4 separate regions of the Mus musculus genome follow, and regions 2, 3 and 4 are each linked to region 1. Evidence: chromatin loops called from intact Hi-C (ENCODE). Cell type or tissue: heart. All regions are shown on one strand. Links, peaks and the distances in the headings refer to the core of each region. The heading gives the core; the rest is flanking DNA.

Region 1 (5,524 bases), core at 391-5,390:
CAATTGCTGCACCCGCTGAGTCACATGCTAGCTTCTGCAGTTCTATATTACCAGTCCTGGGTGGAGTGGGTGCTGAGCAGCCTTGAAGGAGGTGCAGGGGACACTGGGCATCATGCTGCTGGCATGGCCTCATCTGCTGTCCTCCCTCTCTCCACAGGATGCCAAGTATCACATGCAGCGTTGCATCGATTCTGGCCTCTGGGTCCCCAACTCCAAGTCTGGTGAGGCCAAGGAGGGGGAGGAGGCGGGCCCCGGGGACCCATTGCTGGAAGCCGTCCCCAAAGCGGGCAACGAGAAAGACGTCAGTGCGTGACCCTTCTCCGGAAAAGGAAACTTAGCCACCATGTCCCTAGCTCCCAACTTCTTCACTTGTGCTGCTCCTCACATCCTGGCCCATGGCCTGCCCCGTGTCCCCTCTCCTCCCACCTGTCCCCAGCGCTCATCAGACTCTCTGCTTCGGGTTGAGGGGCTCTGCTGTCTGCAGCCTCCTACCCCCATCAGCGTTATGCCAAAGTCCTGGGGGCCTGGGGAGGGGCAGCAGTTGCCAGGTTGGTCCACCGGGTTGGGGATACAAATGTCCCCATCTAGGCAAGGTCTGTCCCTATGGGTCTATGGTCACTGTTTTTCTTCTGTCTAGCTTCCTGTCCTGCAACTGGCAACAATGTCCAATAAACAGTTCCAGGTGCTGGAGGCCGCTGGTTCAGTGCTGTTTGAGGCAGAGGGTGAACCTAGGTGGGGAGAACTGGAGTGCTAACAGCCATCCATGCCTTTGCCCTGTCCTCACCCTTCAGAAGTCCTAGGCCTTCTGTGTCTCTCCAACTGTCTGTCTCAGCCTCCCCTAACTCCTCCCTCTGTCTCCCCTCTCCCCCTAGCACTCCATGGAGACAAGAGGACACGAGTTTGAGGGTAACCTGGGCATGAGATATATGTGGCCTTTCACACTAGACTTTGCCTCTGCTAGGGGAACATCTTATTCTAAATTTTTATTTGTGTGTGTGTACGCTCGCACGCCCGAATGTCTTTTTGAGATAGGTTTTGTATGTATCTTTGGCTGTTTGGGAACACACTATATAGACCAGGCTGGCCTCAAACTCAGATATCCACGTGCCACTCACTACCTCTTGAGTGCTGGCATCAAAAGCATGAGCCACTCCTGGCTTAAAATTTAATTTATGTGTATGAGTGTTCTGTACGTGTACATGTAGTGGCTGCAGAGGCCAGAATCTCTTAGAACTGTAGTTCCCAGTGGCCCTCAGTCCACCATGTGGCTACTTGGAGTGAACACAGTGTCCTCTGCAACATTGAGTCTTTTCTCCAGTCCTGGGGAGCAACTTTGAGGATTTCTCCTGTTAGAAAGAATGTAGCCTGGGGCTCTGGCTAGAGTTTAGTGGCAGAGCTTGGCTTAGCGTGGTTTCAGTTCCAGCAATGTTTGTTTTTTGTTTTTTGTTTGTTTTTTTTTTTTAAAGCACATGTATCATTCTGAAGAATGAATGAAACAGAAGGGTCATGTGTTCAAGGCCGGGCTAGGCTGACCAGTGAGTCACTGTCTCGGTGAAAATGAATTAAAGGACTTAGTTTACAGAGTGTTTGCCTAGCATTCAGGAAGCTCTGGCTTCTAGCCCTACCCTGCATAAACTGGGTGTGGTGCCACATCTGCAAATCCCAGGCCCAAAGTTGGATTTAATTCTGGAGTTAAGGGTGGTGGACTGAGAGGATAGCTCTCGATACAGAGGCCTGAGAAGACCTCAGTTTAGATACCAGCACCAAAATGCTGGACATGGCCGTGTGCACTTCCTGTAACCTCGGTGTCTTTGGAGATAAGACCGTGTCCCTGGGGCTTGGTGGCTGCAGGTCTTGTTTCAGATTGAGAGACTGTGAGTAGGAATAACATGAAGCATGATAGAGCAGGCCACTGGGCATCCTCTGGGTCCTACGGTACACAGGCACAGTACACATGCCTAATGCCGATGGCACACACAAAGCACATGGTTGTCCAGTCTGGGCTACGCGTGAGAAAGTAAACTTGCATGACCTGGTGAGATGGCTCAGCCGTGAAAGGCACTAGCCACCAAGCTTGGCAGTTTTAATTCCTACAGCATGCTACCTGCTGTCAGGAGAGAGCCAACTCAGCATACTACAGAAGAGTGTAACCTAAAACATAAAGTTAATAAGCAAATGAACAAACATGCAAAAATGGTGCAGTGAGCTGCATCAGTTGAAATCAGCCAAAGGCAAGATTCTGACCCTTCATCCATCCCCCTTTTAGGGCATTGTCCTCTGGGAACTGCTTCTCACTCAGGACCCAGCTCAGCCTTTGGAAGACAGCAAGCAGCTGATCTCCAAAATCTGAGGCAAGGCTAGTCTACATGGTGACTTGCAGGCCAGCCAGGGCTGCACAGTGAGATCCTATCTCAGGGAACAACAGAATGAAAAAACATTTTAACCAGCCCTAGCTCGGTGCAGTGCACCTCCCAGACATGTTCCTGGGAGCTCTCTGAACCTCTCACCTTTCACACTAGCCGCAGGACTGCCTCACCGGTGTGGTATGACCTGTAGACTACCAGGCACTATGAGCCTTTCCTTCCCTTCTCCCCTGAGACTCCCACAGCACTGGGAAAGGGGACTGGAGCACGCACAGTAGGCCCACAGAAAAGATTTGCAGAATGGCCAGAATGCTCTTGTGTCCAAGTGTCTATCCACCAGAGGGCAGGAGTGAGCCACAAATCTTTACAAGCCCAGTATTCTTTAGTTGAAAGGTAGGTCTGTAACTCAGTTCCAGGTGATCCAAACACATGGGGTGTGTGTGTGTGTGTGTGTGTGTGTGTGTAACTCAGTTCCAGGTGATCCAAACACATGGGGTGTGTGTGTGTGTGTGTGTGTGTGTGTGTGTGTACTTTAAGGTCATGAGCCATGATGTGGTTGCTGGGAATTGAGCTCTTTTGGGATAGCAATCAGTGCTCTTGACCACAGTAATTCCTCCAGCTCGTGATTTTTGAGATTAAGTCTCACTGTAGCACAGGCTACTCTGGAATTTGTGACAGTCAACCTACCTCAGTCTGCCTAGTGCTGTGATGAACATAGGTTGTGAGTTACTTTGACAGTCTGGTTTGGTTATATTTTTAACTCATTGAGTTGTCTCATAGCTGATTACGGAGTACATGTCTATAATCCCAGCACTTGGGAGGCTGAGGCACAAGTATGGACCGAGTTCAGCCTAGGCTATCTTGTCTCAGTGTGCTTTGTTTTGTTTTTTCATAACAAAATAGTTCCACAAATAGGTCTAAAATTTTTATTGATATACTTATTGTGTAGACATTGAAAAGCAGCTGGAGTTTCTGTGTCTACACTCTGTGGGAACTGGAGCTAGAACTAAGTATTGATGTCAGTAATGGTGGCAAGTGTCATTATCCGCTGAGCCATCTCAGCAGCTCATTGTAGAGGGATGCCCATTAGCTGCTTGGGCTGTCAGGAAGTCTCTGGTGGCTTCCTGTCCCCACCCCCCTAGGCTCCTAGACACATTGAACCGGGTCCTCGATTGCAGGGAAATGCAAGCCCTTTGCTTTCATTTTTACCAGCTCAGTTGATGACCCTACATACGGAGAAGTAAAACAGCTACAAAGCTACGTGGGGGTGGGGGTGTCGCAGAAACAGAGTGGCATCTGTGGGCTGTCATCTTTTGCCACCCTATTTCTGTAGTTTTTCCTTTCTCTGCCATGGTTGACACAGTTTCTAGAGAATACTGCTACACACATGTACAGCAGGACATGGAACCTTCTTTGAAAGTCTCCCAGCAAGTCACCTTGCAGTCCTCAGGAGAGAGGGGCCTGACTGTTCCCTGACCTCCCATTCAGAAGACAACAGACTTTGTTTTCAATTCTTTATCTTGGCTTTTCCCAGGTCTGGTGGGAACTTTAGGGAAGCCCTTCCCCCAAAGACCTGCCTTGCTTAGGGGAATCCCCTCATTTCTGAAACCTGTTCCAGCTGTCCTGGGTTTGTCCCTCTTCGTATGGAAAGTCCCCATTGGGGAAACCCCTTGGGTATTCCTGCTGAGTAATGGACAGGTTTAGGGTGCAGAAGTTCTACAAGACCTCTGGGTCAGAAGAACAAACACAGGCCTTCCCAGTAGCCTCAGGTAGCTGGTTTCTCTCTCCACTGTTCAATGTGGGATGTCTGTCCTGCTGTGAATGAACTGGCAGACTTGGGCTGGCACTCATATCTGTACTTCCAACATCTGGAAAGCTGAGACAGCAGAAGGGCTTTGAGTCTGAGGTCAGCCCAGGCTAAAGTGAACTCCACAGACCCTGCCCATCTTTCAAAAGAATATGAAAACAAAACCAAACAGAAACAGGGGGGAGGGGGAGGGGGAGGGGGAGAAGCCCAGTCAGCCCAGAAGAGCTCAGTCTGCAAAGAACTGTAAAGGAAGTGAGGTTTGAGCCTCGGAACCTACACAAAAGCAGAAGGGTGCTGCATGCTCATTAGCCCGGTAGCCATTGGAGCCTGCGGCCATCTTGCCTATCCAAATGGGATGTTACAGGCCAATGAGACCTTGTCTCGGACAAAACCAAACCAAGGTGGATGGCAGTTAAGGAATGACAGTTAAGGTTTTTCCCCTGGCCTCCACAACTGTGTACATGTATGTGCCTAAATGTCACACACAAATAAAACAGAATAAACCAGAGGCAGGTAGATTTCTATTTGAGGCCAGGCTGGTCTACCAAATGAGTTCCAGAATAGCCAGAGCTCCAGAGAGAAACCCTGTCTTGAAAAACCAAAAATAGAAAAAGCCAAGCCTTGGGACCTTTGGAGAATGCCAAACTCTGGCTACCCCGGCTCGTGACTCAGCATCCCCTGGGGGGGAAAGAGCTGTTGTTTATTATTACTGTGATTATTAGGGCCATTATTGTTATGAGTCACCCAGTTTGAAGTGCTGGGTACAGGATCCAGGCCCTCTATTTCAGCTTCCGAACTCCAGAGGGACTCCACCCATCTGAGCCGGCTCTTGAATTTGGCACAGTCCTCTTCCTGCTATTGAACTCTTGTGGCCTGGGCAGTGGCAGAGGAGACTGTTTTAGTTATTTTCATTGCGGTGAAGAGACACCATGACCAAGGCAATTTATAAAAGAACACATTTATTTGGGGATCAGAATTGCAGAGAATTAGAGTCCTTTATCATGGTGGGGAGCATGGCAGCAGGCAGGCACGCGAATGGAGAAGTAGATGAGATGACACCCTGAACCACAAGCAGGAGGCATAGAAAAGAGAACTGGGAATACCTTGGCCCTTTGAAGTCTCAAACCCATCCACCCTCAGTGACAACACCTCCAACAAGGGCACATCTCCTGACCCTTTCCAAACAGATATGCCAAGTGGAAACCAAGATTCAAATATATGAGTCTGTGGGGCCCACTCATTCGAGCCACCACAGAGTGTCAGCAGGGAAAGACAGCTGGCCCTTTGAAAGCAGAGAGAGAGCAGCCTGGCCTCCAGCTCAGACCACTCGGTGTCTGCCCACTGGGCATGTGCC
Region 2 (5,524 bases), core at 525-5,524, 110 kb after region 1:
CTCTGAAATCTTAGTGGCCCCCATCTCCCAAACCAGGGGTGTCTGTAAGGACGAGGAAAGACCACCGCCAAGAAATAGCACGGGAGTCCCGCATCCCACTCAAGATTCGGGACTGACGCACTCTTAGAGGGGCGTCTCTGGAAGCCTTGCTGCCTATGGCAGAGATGGGGAAGCTCGGTGCAGGGATGGGGTCTCAGATGAACACATCAATAGTGAGGAGGAGGAGATTCCAATTTGGGGGGATGGGGAACCAAGTCACTCTTAAGACCCTGACAGGTCGTCAGGAAATGGGGGGGAGAGACACCGAGGCTGGGGGCGAAAGCAAAGTAGAAATGAGAGACTGAGTCAAAGGCTTAAAGGAGATTGTCCCCAAACTTGAGTAACTTGGACAGAAAGCCACAAGGTTAGATTCCGGGAAGGAACCGTGAGGAAAGCCCTAGAAAGCCGGTTGCCAGGGCTCCAGGTGGAGGGGAAACAGGGCCTCTGAGTTATGACAGTTGAGGAGATAGGGTCTTTGAGGATCATAAATAGGGATGATGCTAGTCTGTGAACCATAGGACACGACAGAGCAGGAGAGAACAGGAGAGCCACAGTGTCTCCTGAGCCAGGTTGGGTGCAAAACCCCGAATTCAGAAAAGGTGCTGGGTTCCGATCTGAAAGATCGAGGTGTGTTGGGGTGGAGGAAGGACAGGGAGAAGCCCGGAGCTCCAGGTGGTGGCAGAAGCGTGGGAAGCTAGAAGAGGGCGGAGCCTGGAGGGGACACCCGGGCCGCCCTCTCTGGTCCTTCAATTCCGCCCCCGCCTTATCCACCTGGCTCCGCCGGCGGGCTCTTCTTACCTGAGATGCCTAGGATCCCCAGGCCCAGGGCAGCCCAGAGGCCGAGGAGCGCTCGGCGCAGCCCTGGCGAAGGCCCCGGCATTGCCGCCGCTGCCGGGGAGGGGAGAGCACAGAAGGCGAGGGGAGCGCGAGTGATGGAGAGCGGGGCTGGGAGGACCGCGCAGCGCAGCGGGTGGAGTGTGGGGGTGGCAGAATTGCGCCCAGGGATTGGTTTAAACGTTGGTAACTTGGTTTCTAAGGAGGGGGCGGTGACAGAGGCGGTGATGGGGGGCGAGCTGACAGGAGGCGAGCGCGCACTGGGCTTCTCCAGGCCTTAATGCAGGCGAGCTAGCCAGGCAAGAGCGGTCCCCCGTGGGGGAAAGATCTACATGGAGGTCGGCCTAATGATCTAAAGCCTTCTGGGGGCGACCACGCTCTCCCGCGTCATCCCTGGCGAAGGAGGGAAGGGATGCTGAGAGGCCCTGCCCAAACACCCACCACCATAGGTATAGAGTCTGAGACAACGCGCTGGGTCTCCAAGCCACGCCCATCCTCGGTCCCTCCCACCAGCGCCTGTTTGAGCAAGGGTGGATGGAGAGGTTGCTTGTATTAGCTTGGGGAGTCAATAGTATGCAGGAAATGTGGTTCTAAGAGGAGAATGTGAGGATGCCTTCCTTAACTGAGGTTTCGTTTTGACCTCCAGCAGGCTAAGTATGGGAGCCACGCCCCTAAGACCTCCTCCGCGCACGCGGCGAAGGAAGAGGGGGATCAAGTGCCAGCAAGACTCGGACACGTGTGCGTGTGCGCAGCGTTCGCAGGCTTCTAAATTAGAGTCGACTCCGGCACCCGATCTTTATTTACCCAGAGTGCAGCGGGAATGTGTCTACAACGCTGTTGTGTGTCTAGTCTCTCAGCAGAGCTTCTGCGCCCTCCTCGCCAGGAGTGTGGCCGCCTCTACTGGGTAACTAGTGCGAGATTCTGCAATTCACGCTGGACCAAAAGATCAACTGGGGACACTTTGACCCCAGCTTTGACATCCCTCTCTACATACATACCAGACTCGGAGACAACAAGCACAACGCCAGGAAGCAAGTCTGTGACAGCTCACGTGGCCTGAACAATCATCTCTTAACTTGTTGCTATGCTAGATTTCCTATCTAGTTAGCCGCTTCCTCTACTACTTGAAGAAGGCCCCGCCTACTCGAGTGTTTCTACCTCCCCCCCCCCCCCCAATTAATGATAACCTTGGGGAATCAGGTCTAGCTCCACCCGCTGGCCTTCTCTAGTAACGCACAGGCTCCGTAGTGGAAAAGGAGGGAGGAGAAGGGAAACTTAGCCTCCAATCAGAGCTCCGGCCTGTATCAGCGGAGCCAATCAGAAAAAGCCATACCAAGAGTCAGCCCTGGAGGGGAGGTCAGTTTAGTCTTTCTGCCCCGCACAAATAAAGCTAACAAAACTCTACGCAGAGGAACTCGGGTTCTAGGACCCCATGCTGGCCTTGAAGGAGAAATTTCAAGGTGTTGTTTCCTCCAGTACTACCTCTAATCTACTAATCTTCAGCCCCTACGTAAGGAATTTGGAAAAAGTAAGGTACCTTAAAAAAGAAACCACTTTCTCCAAGAACCGTAAGGCAGAGACTGAGGAGGAAGACTTTATTGTTTCAATAAGAGTCTCTGAATTAATTACTCTGAAGTTCTTTTCCCCTCCCTCTTGTCAGGCATCGAAAACAGATCTATAACTAAGTCTGCACAGCCAGGTACTTGCGCACGTAGACAGCCCCCACAGCCAGGAGGATCCCCACCAGGGTTGCGATGGAGGTAGAGGCCAAGGCTATAGAGGCTGGGCTTAAAGCTGTGGGCAGGAGTGAAAATCAGGAACTAGGAGGTCTGAGGACCGCCAAGCGTGGAGCCCACGCCTGTTCTGCAGGCCCCCTTGGAGTGGCAACATCCCCTCTCCCGCACCCATTCCCTGGGATTACAGGATGCCTCACCGAGGACTGTCAACATAACAGGTGCCGAGCTGCTGCGCACCACTAGCCCGTCGAGATTGAGGCGCGCATGGCAGGTGAGTGGCTGCCAGAGGTCGTTGAGTCCGGCCCGCATCACGTAGGTCAAAGTGACATTAGCCAAATCTGAACCGGTGAAGCGCTCCAGGCTTTCATGATAAATCACTCGGCCACCTCTTCTCAGGCTCACCACCAAGAATCCCACTGGGAACACGTGTGTCACATAGCATCGCAGAGTGTACTTGTGGCCCACTAGGACCGGAGGCTCCAAGATCACGCTTCTGGGCCGTTCTAAGGCAAGAGAGATAAGGCCCACAGGCACCCCTTAAAGCAATTACCATCTATCCGCTTCCTCCACCCCTCTCCCCTCACCCCAGCCCGGCCTGAGCCCCGGTCTCCCTCACTGTAAGCAGTGATCCTGGCGGTGGCCTCTCGGGTTTCTCCTGCGCAAGTGACGACGCAGCGCACCTTGGAATTCCAGGCCCTCACATCCAGTAGCTGGTAAGATACCCAGCCGGATCCATTAACTATCTTTCCCTGCCGCAGTTGGGTGCGCAGGCTGGAATGCACCGGCAGGGGGCAGTTGTGGCTGCAGTTAAGCCACGCTGAGCCCCCGGGAGGCACGGCCTCTAGCTCTGGATTAAGACGCACCCAGAAAGGTGCTGAGGTCACGGAAGGCGCGGGAGGACTTTGCATCCACTCTTGCTGGGGGCTCCCACCCCTCGGATAGGCAGCCACCAGCAAAAGCGACGGGAGCAGAAGGGCAGACTCCATGGCACAAAGCCCGCGCTGAAGTGCGGGCGGAACGCCAGGGAGTTTAGGCTGGCCGCAGGAGATAAGAAGGCACCCTGGCCACGCCCCAGAATGGGCCTCGGCCGGCCCTGATGAAGATACCTGCCTCCCCTCCCATCAGACCCTACAATCAACCAAAAGCCATTGCACAGTTCTGGACCTGCTCTTTAGTTTTTACGTAAGCCCCAAGAAGTCTTTAAAAATTAAAAAATAAAATAACGCTTGGTGATGGCACATGCCTTTGATCCCAGCACTCCCAGGGAGGCAGATCTCTGTAAGTTCAAGGCCATCCTGATCTACACTGGGAAACCCTGTCTATCTAACGTAGATTTTACTAGACATGGCAGTGGCTTTGTCATTTAGTCCTAGCATTCAGGAGACAGGTTGGCCCATCTTTGTGAAGTCAAGGCCAGCCCATTCCACATAGCAGATTTCAGGACATCCATGGCCACAAAGAGAACCTGTCTCAAAAAAGAAAGGGGGTGGGGGTGGGGACCAACCTGATCCACAGACTCAGAGTTAGGGTTAGGTTACCAGACAACCCTGAGGCATTATGGGAGTCGGCAGTCCTTAGGGCTTTGCCTAACTGATGTGATGACTGTACACAAACTCACAAGACACTCAGGCCGACATAAAACTTTATTGATTCAAAGGAAAGGTTTCTGTGCTGGGAGGGGTGCTTACCCTCCCACAGCAGCTTGCACGACCCTTCTAAGGAGTTGGAACATTTCCTTCCAGGCTTTCTCTTTGAGGTGGAGCCGCCTGGGACCATGATTTCATGAGCATGAGGCTCGATTGTTCAGCTGCTAAGGCATGGTGGCTGACATTGGGAACAAAAGTAGGTGGGGAGGTGCTGGGACGCTCCAGGATGTGGAGGAGCAGAGAACCACTGCCAGTCCACATAGTGTTTATGTGACTGGTGAAAAAAGTCGACCCTTATGAGAAAAGCATCCTGACCAGTAGAGAAACCCTCGACCCATGTGATCTTTCCCCAGACTCTCACAGCATCTGCAGCAGGGTCCAGGCCATAACTTATACATTCACCTCCTCACTGATCTACTATATACAGGGTACTCAATAAATAGCTGGTAAAACTCTAAATTAATAAATACATCAAGAAGAGTTGGGGACAATGTCTCAGCTTTCCTGTGTCGGGGGGAAGTGTGGTCTTCTTGCTTGTGTCTACTGGATATCATGTCTTCCTTAGGCAGGAGCCCCTCAGCAGGGGCAATAGAGAATGAAGTCAGCGTTTCTTGGCTGAAGGTCCACCGGGCTGTAGGTGGGTCCGGGTCACACGTGTTCACAGTCTTGCTCCATCCACCGAGTCCTCTTAGCTCTGAGGCTACAAGTGTGCATCCCCCAGGCCACCATCCTGTTCTGTGACAGCCAGAGGAAGTGGCTGAGGGTAAATGCTGTCTACCATTCTGTTCAAAAGCAGCAGCAGCTGTTGCCCTGCAGGGGGTCCAGGCAGGAGTCTCATCCAGCAGGCTCAGGGAGGTGGGGCTTGTCCCTTGAGTTTTATGGCCTCCTCCTGAGCCTTCTGTAACTTGTATATCCTGATCTTTCTCTGGCGGTTATAAACATAAGAGGCTGCCATCACGAGGCCCACAATGACCAGCAGTACTGGCACCAGAATGATTATAGTCCAGTTATTTTGAGAGTGGTCTGTGTGGTAGAGACAGAAGGGAATGGTGAGACTTGAGGCCCTGGCACCTAGCCCACCCCTCATCCAGCCTTATATCCTGGGATACTCACACAGTACTGTCAGGTACACATTCCTGGTGACATTCCCATGGGAGCTAAAGGCATGGCACACGTATGTACCATTCATCTCCTGTTTGACAGACTTCACCACCCCGATGGGCAGCAGGGCACCATCTGCCTTCCGTCTGCAGGTCATCTTAGGAGATG
Region 3 (5,524 bases), core at 125-5,124, 240 kb after region 1:
CCCAGTGTCAGCAGGAAGCAGCCAGCTATCACAACGACCCTATTTCCGCTTTGCCATCACATCTTTCTAATCTTTTTTAGTTAAACCAAAATGGGAGGAATGTTAGCACTCTGTCTAAACTCCATCCCACAGTTACCTGGCAACAGCCAGGTAGGCCTGACCCACTATAAAGGGGGCTACTTGCCCCCTCCTCCCTCTCTTGCTCTCTTGACCTCTTGCTCTTCCCTTCCTGCTCCCGCTCTGTACCCTCCCTCCACATGGTCATGGCCAACCTCTATTCCTCCCTTTCTCTGTCTCCCTCTCTCTGCCTCTACTACCCTCTTAACTCCCCTCCCCATGCCCTGAATAAATTCTATACAGTTGTGTGACTGGTCCCTCAGCGGGAAGAGATGCCTTGACATGGGCCCACTGAGACACCCTCTTCCCCTATACCTCACTGCACCTCCATAGAACATATCCCCCTTCTTTTTATAAACACATCAACTTGTTCTACGTACCCTGAGCAACCTTGAGCAATGCCTACCTACCTCCACTGTCCAGGCCAGGCGTTCTCTCGTTCTCACTTGTTGCACAGGCTGGCCTTGAACTTACTGTCATCTGGCTGCCTTGGCTTCCTGAGTGCTGGGGTCATTGGTGTGAGACTGACCTGAGACAGTTTATGCTAGTTGTTTTGAGACACGTCTCATTTTGTAGCTCAGGCTAGCCCTGAGCTCATTTATGTATCCTAGGCTGTATGCAGGTGTGAGGCACTATTTCCAGCTGCATTATCTGTTTCAAGGGATTCGTCTAGTATATGCCAAAGGGCTGGGCGAAACAGCACTGTGTTTCTTTTAAAGGCAAATACCTAGAAGTGGGTGGAATGCCACAGGATCTGAGAGATCCATCAAATCCCTGGTAAATGCTGCAGAATTACATTGGTTTTGAGATAGTCTTCTGTATGGCCTGGACCGTTCTCAGACTCGTGTAGCTGAGGCTAGTCTCGACCTCCTGCCCCCCCCCCCCCCCTTCTCAAGTACCAAACTAACAACCCTGCCTCTCCACCCCCACCACACATTCACACCCAGCCTCTAGAGGAGTGAAAGGGAGCCAGCATAGAGGCAAAAAACTCAAGCCTCAGATCTGCCTCCTGAGGGGTAGTGCATGGCGCCAGGCTGAAGGGGAGTTTGAGCCACAGTGAAGGGAAAAGCTTCAGTAATGACATGATGCTCGGGGACAGGGCAAGGGCCACAGCAACACCTGCAGCCAAGCTTAATGTGTGAGTTAGATCCCTTGAGCCCAAATGATGGAAGATGAGAACCAATACCTGAAGGTTATTTTCTGATCTCCACTAACCAACCACACAAAGTAAATCATTTTAAAGATTTATTTCTTTATTTTATGTATATGAGTACACACCAGAAGAGGGCATCAGATCCCATTACAGATGGTTGTGAGCCACCATGTGGTTGCTGGGAATTGAACTCAGGGCCTCTGGAAGAGCAGTCAGTGCTCTTAACCACCGAGCCATCTCTCCAGCCCCACAAAATAAATTTTAAAAAAATTTTTTTTTTGAGACAGGGTTTCTCTCTGTAGCCCTGGCTGTCCTAGAATTCACTTTGTAGACCGGGCTGACCTCAAACTCAGAAATCCGCCTGCCTCTGCCTCCCAAATGCTGGGATTAAAAGGTGTGTGCCACCACTGCCCGGCTTAAAAAATGTTTTAAAAACGTGTTTTAAGGGTCAGGCATAGCAGACGCCCCTGATTCCTACACTGTGGAGGCAGAGGAATGTGGATCATCACTGTGAGTTCAAGGCCAGCCTGGTCTACACAGTGATCTCTTGCTTTGTTTTGCTTTTCAACTACTGAAGGACTGAGCATGGTGGCTCATGCCTTAATCCCCAAACTGGAGAAGCAGTTGATCTCTGTGAGTTAGAGGCCAGCCTGGTCTAAATAGCCAGTCCCCAGACAGGCGGGAGATAGACACCGTCTCCAAAAGAAAACAGTCAAAAGCCAACTGTGGGAGCCATGGGTTGCAAGCCTCCTCCGTGCAGTGCTCCTCCATGGCCTCTGCTTCAGGCTTTAAGTTCCTGCCCTGGCTTCGTTCAGCATAGCACTACAAGCTGTAAGATAAAATGAGCCCTTTCCTCCCTAAGTTGCGTTTGGTCATGGTGCTTATCACAGCAAGAAAAATCTGCCTAAGACGGCTTGCCCAGCGTGCACTGGGGCTCAGCATGCACTGGGCTCCACTTGTAACATGAAATAAACCAGCCGGGACAATGTTTGCCTGCCATCCTAGCACTGGGGAGGTGGAAGTAGGAGGAGCAGTAGCTTGAAGTCGTCCTCAGTTGCGTAGCGAGTTTGAGGCCAGCCAGAGCTACACAAGACTGCTCCCCAGAGAAGGAGCAACACTACTTATTTATCTATGGGTTTTCACTGTGCAGTGCAAGCGGCCTCTGGAGGCTCCCGGCTCCTACCCGAGCTGATGACAGGTATCCGCAGCTCCTCCCCTCCACTGCACAGCCTTCTAACTGTCAAGTCTTTGCATACAAATTGCCACCTGTCAAACTACTAGGTTCCAAGGAGAAATCCTATCAGTATTTTAATTTTGTACCTTTAAAAACCACCTGGCCGTTTTTCTTTTCTTTTTCTTTTCTTTTTCATTACAAACAGGATGTTACTGTGTAAGCCAGGCTGGCCTTGATCTTGAGGTGGCACTCCTGCCTCAGCCATGTGTGTGTCCCCAGTGGGTCCTTTCTAAAAGGTAGCTTTGCAGCTGGGGTTCTTTCCTTGGTCCCCAACCTCCTTCCTTCTCACTGTCCTACTCTGCCCTCTAGTGACAACTGCAACAAGTTTTTTTCACAAGAAAACACAGGCACCCCAGGAAACCTTACTTAAAGTGACCGTGTTCTCCAGCCGGGAGGACGGAGACCTGGAACTAACTCTTCAGTCTGTTCTTTGTTTGTTACTTGACTCACGACCCCACTCTATTTCCTCATTCCCAGCTGAGTTCAAACTCTCGGATTTTCTGCCTATGCCTTCCTAGCACTGAAACTGACCATTTTGTTTATTGTGTCCTTAGAGAGAACAACAGTAAAAACCAAATGTAAGTTAGTTAACCAATTTCCTTTTAAGGCCATACCATCCTTAGATGTTGCCTGACCTCCTCTGATTCTATTACATTTTGTGTGTGTGTGTGTGTGTGTGTGTGATTTTTCAAGACAGGGTTTCTCTGTGTAGCCCTGGCTGTCCTGGAACTCACTTTGTAGACCAGGCTGGCCTCAAACTCAGAAATTTGCCTGCCTCTGCCTCCCGAGTGCTGAGATTAAAGGTGTGCACCACCACGCCCGACCCATTACATTTTTATGAAGCGTTGTCCTTCTTAGCCCCGAGGCCTGGCTGGGAGCTGGGAGCAGGGACATTCAGCCTCTGGACTGAATCCTGAAGAGTCTCACAGGATTTCTTCAAGGTCGAAGTCCATCTAGAAAGCAGCTATTCATTCTGATGTTCACCCTAGATCCTCTGATTCTACAGGGGTCCCACTACGATGCAGTGTGTGAGAACAGGCCACAGCATAAGTGTGGGGCTCAGGGTACAACCTGCTAGAGTTAGTCCTCTCCTTCCCTCAGATGGGTCCTAGGGTTGAACTCCAGGCAGCAGGCTTGTGGAGAGTGCCTTCACCCACTGAGCCATCTTGCCAGCTTAAGATACAAGTTCTAAGTGTTAGGAGTATAGGTCAGTATTAGTGTGCCCAACTCCCTGCTTTCCGTTCCCCACCAGCATCCCAAACAGACACATGGACTTGGAGTGGATGTTCCTACGGCAGAGAATCTGATATAACCTCCACTTACTTGACAGGAGCTTAGCACTGGAGAGAGTTTAAGGTGGCAGGAATAGAGCTTGCAACGTTTTTGCAGCTAAGGAGGTACTGGGACCTAGGTAAAATATTAAGGCCTAGATAAAATGTCAAGGCCTAGGTAGCCTACTTGGCTAGCCTACCATTATAAGGAAACTTTCTCATATGTTTCTGCTGTTACTAGGAAACTTTCTAATGCCAAAACTGATTACATATTCTGTTATGCCCTGTGCCCTTGGAAACCAATCATGATAGAAGTTAGTAGAACTTTTTTGAATAGTTACCCATAATAAGCTTTGACCTGAACCAACCACCCAGCAGCACTTACTAGCCATATATAAATTTTTATGGTATTTGTCTGTATAAGCTGTCCCTGGGATGGACTCCAACATAAGAGAGAAATCTCTGGCCTGGAGAGATGGCTCAGTGGTTAAGAGCTCTTCTAGAGGTCCTGAGTTCAATTCCCAGCAACCACATGGTGGCTCACAACCATCTGTAATAGGATTTGATGCCCTCTTCTGGTGTGTCTTCAGACAGCTCAAGTTTATATAAATAAAATAAATAGATGAGAGAGAGAACTGCACCAATATAAGAAACCCTTTGGAATAAGACTTCCATTTTGAGTAATGACTGAGTAAAGTTTAAGTTCCCAAGACCTCCCTGGAAACTGGCATCCTACTTGGCAGAAAGACATGTGCGTGGGTAACTGACAACCTGGTTGGCACATTGAGACATGAATGTTCAACAAGGAAAGTCTCTTGCCACCGTTGAATACCCAACCAATGGGAGCAGGATACGTGTAAGGCAAAACCATGTTCCCAGGTAAACCCCCCATTTCTGAATCCTGATTGGTGATGTGACTTGGCCCAGATGTTTGTGGATTTGAGGCTTAAAAACCCTGCAGGATCTTAAGTCAGGGTCACAGTTCAGGTCCTGAATCTGGACTGTGGCCCTGGTTAACCAGTCCTGACATGTATGCTCAATAAAGTGCCTCTCTCTGACTGAGACTGGGGCTCGTGTGGTCTGTGAGGGGACTCCTGGACCACAGCAGGAGGCTGGCTGCCAAGCCTGAAGGCCTGAGATCAATCCCAAGACCCACATAGTGGAAGGAGAGACTGTCTGCAAAGTGTCCCCTGACCTCCATGTGTGCTATGTATGCACAAGCATGCTGTCTTCAAATAATACAAACGCACAACAAGGTTGTAGGATAAACCCTAGCATGCTACACAGCAAAGGAGGCACAGGAGACCAGGTGGCCTCTTATTCAAAGAAAGGACGTCTTAGCACAGGACAAAAGGGTTTGGTCTGAGTCTGTTTCTTCTTCAACAAACCAGAATCCTGGTATCCTCTAAACGATGTGGGGCGAGGGCATTCTTGATACACGTGCTTTTCAGCCAAGCTTGTTGGCACACAATTATAGCCCCAGCTATTTGTGAATTCCTTGCGTTTAGGAGTTCAGGGGCAAGCCTGGGGAACAAAGCAAGACACCTTTAGTTTTGGAGACAGAGTCGCATGGAGCGCAGGCTAGTCTGGAATCCACGAGGTAGCTGAAAATGGCCTTTAACTCATAATTTTCCAGCTTCCACCTCCAGCACTGCGATTACTGATGGCTGAAAACTAATTCTCCGGGAAGAGGGAGAGAACGAATCAGTTCCGGGTGTGGCGATTTCATGTTCATATTCCCAGCACGGA
Region 4 (5,524 bases), core at 405-5,404, 63 kb after region 1:
GAATCCGTAGTGTTAACTGGTGTAGAACTGGCCCAGAATAAAGTTGGCATATACCAACCCCCTTCTCCCATGTTTCTACCCCTTTAATTTAGGATGTGGGACCTAGACGACTCTTCTCCCACCCTCGGGAACCAACCTTAGGGGCTCATGGCCCCAGCCGACACAAGGTAAGAGCCTAGATACCCTGTGTGTTCTGCAGCATATAGTATTGGCTATGTAATAAAGTGGACATGCAGTCAGCACTAGCTGTATAACAAGAAGTGCTTTCCCTTATTAACTGAGCTCCACAAACTGGTGGCAGTCTTCCTATGTTGTCCAACTCAAACTTCTAGGTGCAAGCATTTACTTATCACCTTCAATGGGGCAGTAAGTGGTTCCCTGGGGGCTCAGCAGGGGCTCACCCCATGGCTCACACAGGTGGTCAGTCATCTGTTGAAGTGAAGGTCACTGGCTCAGAGCATGGTGTCTCCCTGAGCCACTCAGAGCTTATCCTCTTGTGGTTCAGTCTGAATTTGCTACAATGGCTGTGGGTCCCAGAGGTCCCCAGAAAATAAACATGGACAATCTGAATCATGGTGGGCAAGGGTTCCTGCCATGGTTTTCCTCAGCTGAACCTTTCTCTGCAGATGTCCCCCCCACCTAGCAGCTTCAATGAGCCCCGAAGTGGTGGAGGCAGTGGGGGACCCCTCTCTCATTTTTACTCTGGCTCACCCACCTCCTACTTCACCAGTGGCCTACAGGCTGGCCTCAAGCAGAGCCACCTGAACAAGGTGAGTCTGCCCTACAAGGGACTGGTCTCTAGGACCATTGGAATGCCGGGCTGTGTGTCTGTATGTCTCTGTAGCCTTGTCATCCAAGGGGTCTCGGCGACAGCTCATGCTGCAGTGGTTTTGGCCCCTCTGGTTCCCACTGTTGAGCTTCCCCTCATCTCAAGTTGGCCTAAGGTGTGGGTGGTCTTAGCCCCAGAAGACAGATGAGAGACAGCTGGATTACCACCAGGCCTCAGTTCTGAGTTGCAGGCTAGGTGGCCTCAGGGTGACCTGCCCCACCTCTTTGACTCCCCAGGCTGTTGGTTCCTCTCCAATGGGCTCCAGTGAAGGGCTCCTGGGCCTGGGCCCTGGGCCCAATGGTCACAGTCACCTGCTGAAGGTACGGGCAGGAGGAGGGGAGGCACAGGGCTGGGCAACCCTGGCTCTGGGAGGCCACTGACCTGGCCCCCCTTGCTGTCTGTCTCCAGACCCCACTGGGTGGCCAGAAACGCAGTTTTTCCCACCTGCTGCCCTCACCTGAGCCCAGCCCAGAGGGCAGCTACGTGGGCCAGCACTCCCAGGGCCTCGGCGGCCACTACGCGGACTCCTACCTGAAGCGGAAGAGGATTTTCTAAGGGGTCGACACCAGAGATGCTCCAAGGGCCTGCACCAAGTTGCTTTTGGGTTTTTTCTGGTATTTGTGTTTTCTGGGATTTTATTTTTATTATTTTTTTTAATGTCCTTTCTTTGGGTAATAGAGAAATCTCTGCAAAAGACTTTGCTGACCAACCAGCTGGAGCTCAAGGAATGTGGGGTATCTGGGGCCACACCATTACCTGTGGGCTTGCTCCTGGAGCCAAACCCTGCAGCCTTAAGAGAGAGGGGCCTGACCTGCTCTCTTTCCCTCCCTAGCTCCAGGCCTCCTCTCCTGCCTCGTCACTCCTGTGTTCTGGCCTCTTGAGTGCCTTTGGAGGTGTCTCTGACCTGTGAGGATCAGAGACAGTCCCCGTTTTTAAACTTCGACAATTGACTTTTATTTCCTTTTCTAATTTTTATTATTTTTTAAAACAACCAGGATGATTATCACATCTACTCCCCCATCCGTCCAGAAAAGCCCCAAATTGATTCCTTCAGGGTCTGGCCTGCCCAGGCTCTATTCCACATGTGCAGGTTCCAACAGCTTAACCCTATTCTCTTCCCAGTCATCTGCTGCAGGTATAGCTGTCTCATGCCCCTGCCTGCCTATTCTGGCCAGTACCCTAAGCCCCAAGATCTCCAGCCCCTGCCCCAGTATCCTTGCCTTCTGATGCCTTAAAGTTGGGCCACAGGTCCTGCTGGGTCAGAGCCTCACAGATGCGGAGCTCCAAAAGCTCCGCTCAGGACCAAAGAGCTCTGGCCTAGGGTTCATCCTTTCTCCAGGTGTCTGCCCTGTGGACAGAAGGCTAAAGCCTTGATCTTGGCAAACCACCCCTTTTGCCCAAAGCCTGGATGCAGAGACCAGTATTTTCTGCTGGCTTCAACAGTCTCCCCTGCTGTCTGTGAAAGGTGACCATTGTACCCAGGCCACTGGGCCTCTACCATGTTCTTTCAAACCCAGGTCATTACCATCCCCAGGCTGGATCACTGGAGCAGGCCTCCTCTCTGTCCATGTGAGGGGGACCTAGGGGCTCTGCCCTTAGCCAGCTGAGCCACCACCAGCCTCCCTCCCCAAACATGATAACCCAAACCCACTCCAGTGGGTGTATCTCACCCCCTCACCCCACCCCCACCCCCTGCATAGACCTTTGCTGAATTAAAGTTTGTAAGTAAACGGTTTTAAAAAAAAAATCAGAGCTGGCTGGTTCTTGATATAAACCATGGGCCAGCAAACTAGCTCAGAATTCTGGTAACACAGACAGCCTGAGTTTTATCCCTCTGCCCCAAATGGTGGAAGGAGAGAACTGACTCCCGCAGATTGACCACTGACCTACACACATGTCACGGATGGGCTCATACACACAATCCCTAAAAATTTAAGTTGGGCTTGGAGGCCAGCCTGGTCTATATGAATTGCTTAGAGACTTAAGAATTTCTCAGTCTATAGAGATTCTGTCTCAAACAAAATTTAAATACTGGTTGCACATAACCGGTAATTCCAGCAAAGGAATTCGGAGATCAAGGCCAGACTAGGGGATCCTGTCTAAAAATTAGAGAACTCAGAGGTTGGTCCCAATTGCCGAACGTAGTTTTAGTTCCCAGCCCCACACTACCCATCAACTCTTCTGGGCTCCATAGGCACCCACTTGGTGCACATACGTACATATAAGCAGAACACATACAGTACGACCTAAGGGAAGAAATATCCAACCACAGGGCGAGGCCGGAAGTCCAGCTAGATCCCAGTGCATCACCTTTGACCTCACACGGCGCCCAAACGCTGCGTTTACTGTCGCTGAGGACGCGCAGAGCATGCTAGGTCTTCCGGTCACGTGGCCTATCATGGCCGCCTCCATGGCCCGGGGCGTGAGCGCCCGGGTCCTGTTACGGGCGGCCGGGGGATCTTGGGGACCCAGGGCCGGGCACGCGGCGGTAACATCTAGGACGTTCGGGACTACAGGTACATAGGGCTGGGCCGAGCCGCGGCGTGCAGCGAGGCCGCAGCCGCTCACCCACTCGTGTGTTTCCAGGCGAGCGGCGTGCTGGCGAGGAGGCGGCGGACAGCCCGGAGCTGCCCCGGGACGTGTGAGTGCCCCTCGTGCCACGCCCTGCCCCTCCCTGCCACTCCCTGCCTCCGGCTCAGCACCTGCACCCTGTTTGTCCCCAGGGTCAACGTGGTGTTCGTGGACCGCTCTGGCAAGCGGATCCCGGTGAGGGGCAAAGTCGGGGACAATGTTCTATACCTGGCCCAGCGCCACGGGGTGGACCTGGAAGGTAGGTCATATGAAACTAGGGAGATCCTTGGCATTCTTATACCTTTTTGTAATTTTGAGAGGTTTCCTATAGCTCAGGCTCGCCTCGAACTTACTATGTATCAGAGGATGACTTTGAACTGCTGACCCTCCTGGGACCTGGTGTGCACTACCACAATCCAATACTTTTGTTTAGGTGGTGTATGGGTGGGTCCGATCTCACTCTGTGAATCAGGCTGTCCAGGAACTTAAGTATGTAATCCCGGCTAGCCTCCAACTCATTGCAGTGAACCTACTGCCTCCACTTCCTGAGTCCTGAGACTACAGGCATGTGCTGCCTACCATATCACCAAATAGGTGGGATGGGAAGAACTGAGATGGAGTCCATGTTATTCAGGCTGTTCTGAAATCAGCTATATAACCAGGCTAGGCTCAAACTCACAATAGTGATGCCCCTGCCTCCACCTCTTTAGTGCCAAAATGGTTAAGACAGAGTCTCTGACTTACCCTTAAACCTGCTGGCTGATCATACTGCCTTAGCTTTCTCAGTTCTGAGAATACAGGTTGTCTCTACTGTTTTACCACCTTTGCGCTAACGCCAGTAAGATGGCAATAATGAAACTGGAAAGGTCGCCAGTGCTGAAGACTGCAGACGGCTTGTGAGAAGACCTGTGTTCTCTTCCTACCACCAGCTCTGTGCCAGGCAATTCACAGCCTTCTGTACCAGTAGTGCCGGGCACACTACCTCACCTCCATGGCACCTACTCACATGCACAACCCACACAGAGACACATGGAAACACTTAAAAATCTTTCTTTAAATTAACACTAAAATAAAACTAGGTTTTGGAGCAGCCCTTACTGAGCTGCTAGAATCTGTGCTCTCTTGGAAATTGTGGATTCTCCATGTTGACCCCCCATTCTCTAGTGCTGCCGCTGACTACCTTTTGGGGAGAGGTGGAACTGAAGCGGGATCACAGATGCACAGTGCTGTCCCTCACCACTCTCTTGCTGTTTTTCAGGCATCACAGCTCAGTCCTGTCCTAGCACCTCTGTGCTTATAATGTGAGAGGTGATTTCCCAGCAGATGACTTGGCTCCTCATTCTTCAGACTTGACAGCCTGGCATCCTTTCACCCAGCTTAAGCCTCCCGTGCCCATGTCTGTCTGTATTTAGTGGCCTCATAGAGCCTGGCTTTCATTTGCTTTCTGACATTTCTCCCACAGCCTCTTTCACACCTTGGCCTCCCAAGGCCCTCCATGTAAGCAGGTCTGAGATCAGTGTATGTTGAGTGCTAATTCCTTGGGACAGCTTTAGGAGTAAAGGGGGCAGTAGTTCCACCTTGCAGAGCAGGGAGCTGTACACCATATTATGGTAGGCAGGGTCCAGAAGCAAGAGTCACATGGCAAAACATGATTCAGACATGGGGCATTTCGTCCTCTCATGCCTCCCTTGAGTATCACCCTTGAGTGTTTTCTGTATTGTATTTATTTAGCGTGTATGTGTGTGTGTGTGTGTGTGTGTGTGTGTGTGTGTGTGTGTGTGTGCATGCATGCACGTGTGCGTGTACATGTGTGTGTGCACGTGCATGTGTGTGTGCATGCTTATGCCTCGCCGTAGAGGTCAGAGGATGGCCTGAGGGAGCTGGTTCACCCCTTCCATATTGTTTTCCTAGGGATTGAACTCAGGTCACTGGGCTTGCAGTGACCCCTTAACCCAGTCAGAACATTTCAGGGCAACCATCGACTAATAACAAGACCCTGTTTATATTCATACCCAGCCTGGGTAACTTAGCAAGAGTCCCTGTCTCAAAAATTATGACAAGTTATGAAAAAAACCTGCCACCTCCCCCAAATGACAAGAGTCTTTGTGTGAATACTATGTACTG

The links. Peaks named below come from ENCODE experiments on the same cell type or tissue, not always from the same donor. Only the 100,000 strongest peaks of a DNase experiment are listed, where the experiment ranks them.
Region 2: it touches region 1 in a loop (7-fold over the local background); 26 of 42 quality-filtered maps call a loop at or near these places.
Region 3: a loop joins it to region 1, with 7 times the contacts of the local background. A loop is called at or near these places in 20 of 42 quality-filtered maps.
Region 4: it touches region 1 in a loop (3-fold over the local background); 4 of 42 quality-filtered maps call a loop at or near these places.

The regions. Positions count from the first base shown.
Region 1 is chr9:21,134,597-21,140,120 of GRCm38, reverse strand. It overlaps Cdc37 (cell division cycle 37), which reads left to right. Exons shown (of 8, transcript NM_001378796.1): 8 at 158-690. The coding sequence ends at 313. Among named protein-coding and RNA genes, the nearest start is that of Tyk2, 6.1 kb to the right of the region's middle. In heart, for the core only: CTCF peaks have their summits at 2,475, 2,676 (motif pointing right) and 4,973; DNase peaks (open chromatin) are centred at 2,559, 3,490 and 5,010.
Region 2 is chr9:21,027,525-21,033,048 of GRCm38, reverse strand. It overlaps Icam1 (intercellular adhesion molecule 1), which reads right to left. Exons shown (of 7, transcript NM_010493.3): 6 at 5,369-5,524; 7 at 4,235-5,278. The coding sequence ends at 5,103. It overlaps Icam4 (intercellular adhesion molecule 4, Landsteiner-Wiener blood group), which reads right to left and starts at 3,617. Exons shown (of 3, transcript NM_023892.3): 1 at 3,226-3,617; 2 at 2,807-3,112; 3 at 2,453-2,667. The coding sequence starts at 3,595. The coding sequence ends at 2,555. Icam5 (intercellular adhesion molecule 5, telencephalin) reads right to left here and starts at 1,011. Exons shown (of 11, transcript NM_008319.2): 1 at 838-1,011. The coding sequence starts at 919. Mir1900 (microRNA 1900) reads left to right here and starts at 721; the gene lies at 721-798. In heart, for the core only: CTCF peaks have their summits at 1,899, 2,116 (motif pointing left) and 3,390 (motif pointing right); DNase peaks (open chromatin) are centred at 778, 1,558, 2,128, 3,448 and 2 weaker places; H3K4me3 peaks cover 3,455 bases; H3K27ac peaks cover 3,038 bases; H3K27me3 peaks cover 3,552 bases.
Region 3 is chr9:20,898,952-20,904,475 of GRCm38, reverse strand. No RefSeq gene overlaps it. Among named protein-coding and RNA genes, the nearest start is that of Eif3g, 3.1 kb to the right of the region's middle. In heart, for the core only: a CTCF peak has its summit at 2,810 (motif pointing left); a DNase peak (open chromatin) is centred at 2,825; H3K4me3 peaks cover 755 bases; H3K27ac peaks cover 831 bases.
Region 4 is chr9:21,071,210-21,076,733 of GRCm38, reverse strand. Fdx2 (ferredoxin 2) reads left to right here and starts at 3,203. Exons shown (of 5, transcript NM_001039824.3): 1 at 3,203-3,345; 2 at 3,416-3,470; 3 at 3,553-3,659. The coding sequence starts at 3,228. Raver1 (ribonucleoprotein, PTB-binding 1) reads left to right here. Exons shown (of 13, transcript NM_027911.4): 10 at 93-167; 11 at 627-770; 12 at 1,066-1,149; 13 at 1,238-2,576. The coding sequence ends at 1,384. Gm38431 (predicted gene, 38431) reads left to right here. Exons shown (of 17, transcript NR_038081.2): 10 at 93-167; 11 at 627-770; 12 at 1,066-1,149; 13 at 1,238-1,443; 14 at 3,416-3,470; 15 at 3,553-3,659. Mir7082 (microRNA 7082) reads left to right here and starts at 1,146; the gene lies at 1,146-1,237. In heart, for the core only: no CTCF peak of the experiment used is centred there; DNase peaks (open chromatin) are centred at 2,343 and 3,183; H3K4me3 peaks cover 1,781 bases; H3K27ac peaks cover 1,835 bases.